2 separate regions of the Homo sapiens genome follow, and region 2 is linked to region 1. Evidence: chromatin contacts called from ENCODE Hi-C or POLR2A ChIA-PET data. All regions are on one chromosome and are shown on one strand. The core of a region is the stretch at or near the end of the contact, and the rest is flanking DNA. Distances in the headings are between cores, read along the strand shown. Region 1 overlaps ELF1 (E74 like ETS transcription factor 1). Region 2 holds the start of RUBCNL (rubicon like autophagy enhancer).

Region 1 (2,700 bases), core at 18-2,517:
TACCATGAAAACATTTTGAATAAAATAATTTACACAATATACCTTATGTCTAAATACAAACTTTTTAAGTTGCCCTTCAAACTAAAACACATGTAACATTAATTCGAATTAATTATTCAAACTTAAATCTAAAATCTTAATGGTATTTTTCCTTATAATTTAGTACATACGTACATTTTGTATAGTATATTTTAAAACTTTATGTACATAGCATGCTGTATATATTCTTCCAGCATACTTTACCCAAGTTTATCTAAAACATAAAATTTTGAATAAACACAATGGCTATTTGGAAAGGAACTTTAAACATCAAACCCTCCTTAGAACTTGGTGCTTAGGAAAATATTAAACCTTACTCAAGACAAGTCATGATTATTATTAGGCTTCCACTATAACAGAGAAATATCTCGGATGCACAAAGCATCCTATCTTCAATGATGCCGCTCACAAAAAGTGTTCCTCCCTGCTGCAGAGTACAGATAATACACCTCAGAAACGCCCTGTGTGGAGGTCTTAGCAGGAAGCCCAAGGGGCTCAACTCAACAGTATCCTTCTAACCTGCTTATAACTCATTTCTTTAATTCAGTCTGAAGTTAAATAATATGCAGCAACTGAAAGCTCTTTCAATTAAGAAGAACACAACGGGAAAATGTAAATCAGAAAATGCCTAAATATAAATTGAGTCTACTGGAGGAACTTCATTTGAAGGCACATTCCACATATTATTATTAAGTATCAAAAAATGATTGATACCACTGCCAATTCCTTTTGCTGTAAAAATAAGGTTGCTATACAAACATCCCTTAGCCTACTGGAGAAGCCAGTAACTGCCCCCTCCTGCTATTCAACTTCCCTTTTCTTAATCACAAAGGCATCAACTAAATGGAAGCACTGAGACTCAGAACCAACGCCTTCACTTTCTTTGACGAATGTTGATTTCCTCATTAGAGAGGTGCCAAAAACAGAAAAATACTGTGTTATAAGCTTGTATTTAACATAAACTTTAATAAAAGTATATTTCTTCCATATAACATTTATTTAATCAACCCCTAATTTTTAGACATTTGTATTATTTCTAATGCTGCATTATTCACAGCGATTCACAAAATGTAATCCTCAGACCCACAAAGGATCCAGAGACCCTTTCAGGGGGCTCCTGAGATCACAACTCTTTTCATAATAATGGCAAGGTATTATTTGGCTTTTCCACTGTGTTGACACTTGCCCTGATGATGCAAAAGCAAAGCAGGATGAAACTGCGAGTGCCTCTGCCCTGACCAAGGCTGCACCCTCAAGCCATGAGTCTACTCCTTACCACTGGGCACTCACATTTTAAAAAGGCGACTTCACTTAAGAATGTCTTTGAAGAAGAGTAAAAACTATTTTCTTGAATCTCAACCATTAAATACATATGTTTTTAATATTCTGAGTGATAAAATTGGAGGTACAAATAAAGTACTACTTCTGGCATAAACAGAAATAGCATTGTTGTCTTGAGAAAAAGCATTTATGCTATTATTCTTCGACCTGTGAGCCAAACTAGCTGCTGCTTTCATGAAATGTAATTTTTACTTAAAAGAACTAATTATTATTCAGAATTGGATATCTGGCAGAAATTTTTCCAAAAATTAATAAAGCATGCCCATCACTTCAAGGAAAACAACTAACAGCAATTGTCACCAATTATAAAATGCAAGCTTTCAACTGAAAATCAGAATTTTGGAAAACTTGTATGTATCTACCGCTTTGACTCTGTTGGCTTCTCAATACACTTAAAAGGCTTTTCTGATGAGACTGGTGTGATTTTGATACTATGTCAACATTTGCAATACCCAAATGACTCACGCATGATGTTACAAAATCTTGCTTAGGTTAAAAAAAAAAAAATCAATCCATTCAAAGTACAAGACAGACCTATGGATTTTAATGTTACAGGGGACAAAAAGTTCATTCATAGGTTTTCAGAATCTCATTGTTCTAACTTTTAAAAAACTAGCATTTGTTGATGAGCTTTGGTGTAGTATCAAAGAATATCCACAATTATCTGAAGTGGCCATTAAAATACATCTACTTTTTGTGACTAGACATCTGTGTGAGGCTGAATTTTCTTCATATTCTTCAACAAAAGCAACATATTCCAACAGATTTCATGCAAAAGCAAATATGAGAATATAGCTGTCTTCTGTGAAGTCAAAGCTAAAAGATTTACACTCTTCTCAGTACAGCTTTTGTTTTGGGAAACATATTTGTCTTTTTTGCACTTTTTTTTTTAAAAAAAACAGGGTCCTGCTATGTTGCCTGGGTTGGACTTGAACTCCTGGGCTCAAGCAATCCTCCTGCCTCAGGTTCTCAAGTAGCTGGACTATAGGCTTGGGTCACCATACCTGGCTCAAACTTGTCCTTTATAAAAATAATTATGTTAAAATGTAATGGGCGTATTATTTTTAAATAAATATATTAATATTTTTCAAGTTTGTTTTAATTTCTAACATTGGTTAATATTGGTAAATGTAACCCACATGAACCAAAGCTCTTTGGGAGCCTCAATTTTAATAGTATAAAGACGATGCAAAGATCATAAAGCTTGAAAAAAAAAAGTATAAGGTTTGAGAACTGCTACACAATCACAACGAACGATTCAAATATCCTTACAACTGAATCTTTGGTCCCATCCTTAAATTTTCTTTAGGATACCTACAC
Region 2 (2,700 bases), core at 187-2,686, 5.4 Mb after region 1:
CCCTCACCCCGCTCCAAGGCTATGACCCTCAATTTTCATCAAAGTTCCTACCATCTCCCACTTTGTAAAGGCCCTAAAGAAGTTAATGAAGAAGGCAAAGTTCCTGTCCTCTGCTGTCACTCAGTAATGAGCAGTTTCATGTGGCAGTGCAGAAACTGGGGTTTGAGAAACAGAGGTGTCCTGACACTCTGGACCGGTAATCACGAAAACCCCAGCACTGCCATAAAGATGCTGTCTTAACTCGGCTCCAAACAAAGTTCTGTCGGCGGCCGGCAGTGTTTCAGTGGGCAGCAATGTGGTGATACCTTCACAGGATACTTTATAGGCTTCAAAACACTTCCCTCCCTCCAGGCCATTAACCTTCTAAACCACACAGTGGGGTATGGCTGGAGTATTCTCCCCCTGAGGCAAGGGAACTGAAGTTCAAGAAGGTTTCTTGACTTGCCAAGATCTCCCCGCTACTTTGGCTTTAAGAAACTGGGTCTAAGAAACTCAAGCTTACGGATTCTCTGTTCTCTGCGCGCTCCCACCACATCTTCAATTCAAAGATCCTTCCAAATTCCACAGAAATAACCCAGTAAGGGCAGCTCTTGAGTATACCTTTTCCTTTGAGTCTTAATTTTCACTCAAGGCGAAATAACCCCTCCTCTGAAAGTTCTCCACGTTTTCCAAGCGGACAGCATCAAGTTCGCAGGGGATCTGTATCAGTCTCAGCAGGTGGACTTCACAAGGGGCGGGTTGGGGGAACGCCCGCCTGACCGTGTCCGGCGTGGCGGGGGGTTGGGGGCGAGAAGAGTGGGGGTTGCTATGTAGGGCGCCCGGACCAAATAACACGCCGCGATTTCACACTCCAGCCTAGCTCAGTTATGTAGCCAAATGTTTTTCTGTCACCACATATCCACGACTTTGGCTGTGTTGAGGACGAAAACAGAGAAAAGACACTGATCCCAGAACACTGCGCCTGGGAGGACGCAGGGCGCAGGCTTTGTAGTCTCTGAGAATCGCCCTGCGTAAAAGTGTCCTGAGGTCCCGCTTCTGCGCCCTTCCCGGCCCAAGCCGAACACAGGGTCAACCTCACTCTACAAAGTCAACCGGATAGAAATCCGCCACCCCGCGAGGAGCCCCTTCCTACTGTCTCCAAGGGGTCCCCGACACTGCTCTGAGCGACCCTAAGATACCTGGGTGTCTCTGCTGGGCACAAACCTCTCTGGCGCCACTTCCACCATCCAACCTCTCCCGCGGCCCTCCCTTCCCTTTCTCCAACCACCCTCTCCACCCCGCGCCGCTCCCATCTCGCCCCCGGCCCCGCCAGCCTCACCCAGCCAAACCCGAGCGGTGGAACGCTGCGCTGGGTAAACGCCGCGCGTCGGGTCCTCCCTCGCGCGGCTCCGGGCAGCGTTCCGTGGCCACCGCGCTCCCGGTAACAGCAGAAAGGGGAGGGAGGAGAGCTACCGAGGAGGGGACAGCGACGCCCCGACGCCGCCACGCCCCCCGCCTCCCACACGGGGGCCACCGTAGCTCTCTAGAAGCTCCTCAGGGAAGCAAAGCGCCGTTCCCGCCGCAGGCACCGAGACGTCGCCCAGATGGAAGAAACTCTGGAGATGCGCGCTCCTACACCGGTGCCGCGGCGCCCGGGCCCAGCACCACGCACCTATGCGCGCCTCTGCCGGTCCTCCTAGAAATCCCGCCCTGCCTACCCGCGGCGCGAGACGCAACGACGCTTTCAGGGGTCAAAGACCTGGCAGAAATGACTTCCCAACCCCAGATGCCCCCAGCAGCAGTATTTAGCAGTCATACAATTGCCTGAAATGAAGAATGAGTAATCTGGATGAGTCGGCCCTGAAATCGACCTGCAACTTACCCGGAACGTGAGCTGTCTCTCTCTGACCTCTGCTGGCTGCTTCACCTGGAGTCTGAGTCCGACTCATGTAGCACTTCACTGTCCGCGTTAGTTTAGCCTTCACTGTCAGCAACTCGTCACCTTGTCCTCTTGCAGCGAAGGTTTGGAATCCCATCACGGGTGTGCAGTGGTTAGTCCTGAGATCATGGTGGTGCTAGGAGAACCTGCCAACCAATACAGAAAGTTGTCACGAATAGAAACCTAAGCTCTGGCCGGGTGCGGTGGTTCAAGCCTGTGATCCCAGCACCTACTTTGGGAGGCCAAGTCGGATGGATCACTTGAGGTTAGGAGTTCGAGACCAGCCTGGCCAACATGGTGAAAGCCTGTCTCTACTAAAAATATAAAAATTAGCCGAGCGTGGTGGCGGGTGCCTGTTATGCCGGCTACTAGGGAGGCTGAAGCAGGAGCAACCCGGGAGGCGGAGGTTGCAGTAAGCCGAGATCGCGCCATTGCACTCCAGCCTGGGCGACAGAGCAAGACTGTCAAAAAAAAAAAAAAAAAAAAACAGAAAGGAGAAGAAGGGAAGGAGGGAGGGAGGGAGGAAGGCAGGCAGGCAGGCAGGAAGGAACCCAAGGGAGGGAGGGAGGGAAGAAGGAAGGAAGGAAGGAAGGAACCTAAGCCAAGGAAGGAAGGAAGGAAGGAAAGCAAAGAAAGGAAGGAAGGAAGGGCGAAGGAAGGAAGGAATCTAAGCCAAGGAAGGAAGGAACCTAAGCCCAGGAAGGAAGGAAAGAAGGAAGGAAGGAAGGTAGAAGGAAGGAAGGAACCAAAGCCAAGGAAGGAAGGAAGGAAAGAAAAGTAGA

Evidence for each region. A loop is a pair of places that touch in the nucleus more often than their neighbours do. ChIA-PET counts read pairs that join two places held with the same protein, here RNA polymerase II (POLR2A). Pooled maps may share reads with other maps.
Region 2: a map of OCI-LY7 shows a loop between it and region 1 (18-fold over the local background). The contact joins the promoter of RUBCNL here to the enhancer-like site in region 1. A Hi-C loop is called at or near these places in 1 of 168 maps with a recorded cell type or tissue (OCI-LY7) and 3 of 50 pooled maps. POLR2A ChIA-PET finds 5 or more read pairs at or near these places in 1 of 52 experiments (OCI-LY7).

What each region holds. Positions count from the first base shown.
Region 1 is chr13:41,006,698-41,009,397 of GRCh38, forward strand. All of the region lies in intron 1 of ELF1 (E74 like ETS transcription factor 1), which reads right to left. Among named protein-coding and RNA genes, the nearest start is that of ELF1, 11 kb to the right of the region's middle. Within about 2 kb of position 1,268, at least 9 of the 41 ENCODE cell types and tissues checked have a DNase peak (open chromatin) inside an H3K27ac peak, as active enhancers do; they include OCI-LY7, where a contact is called at or near this core.
Region 2 is chr13:46,385,816-46,388,515 of GRCh38, forward strand. RUBCNL (rubicon like autophagy enhancer) reads right to left here and starts at 1,437. Exons shown (of 15, transcript NM_025113.5): 1 at 1,319-1,437. RefSeq lists enhancers at 1,204-1,293, 1,674-1,953, 1,984-2,083, 2,104-2,213.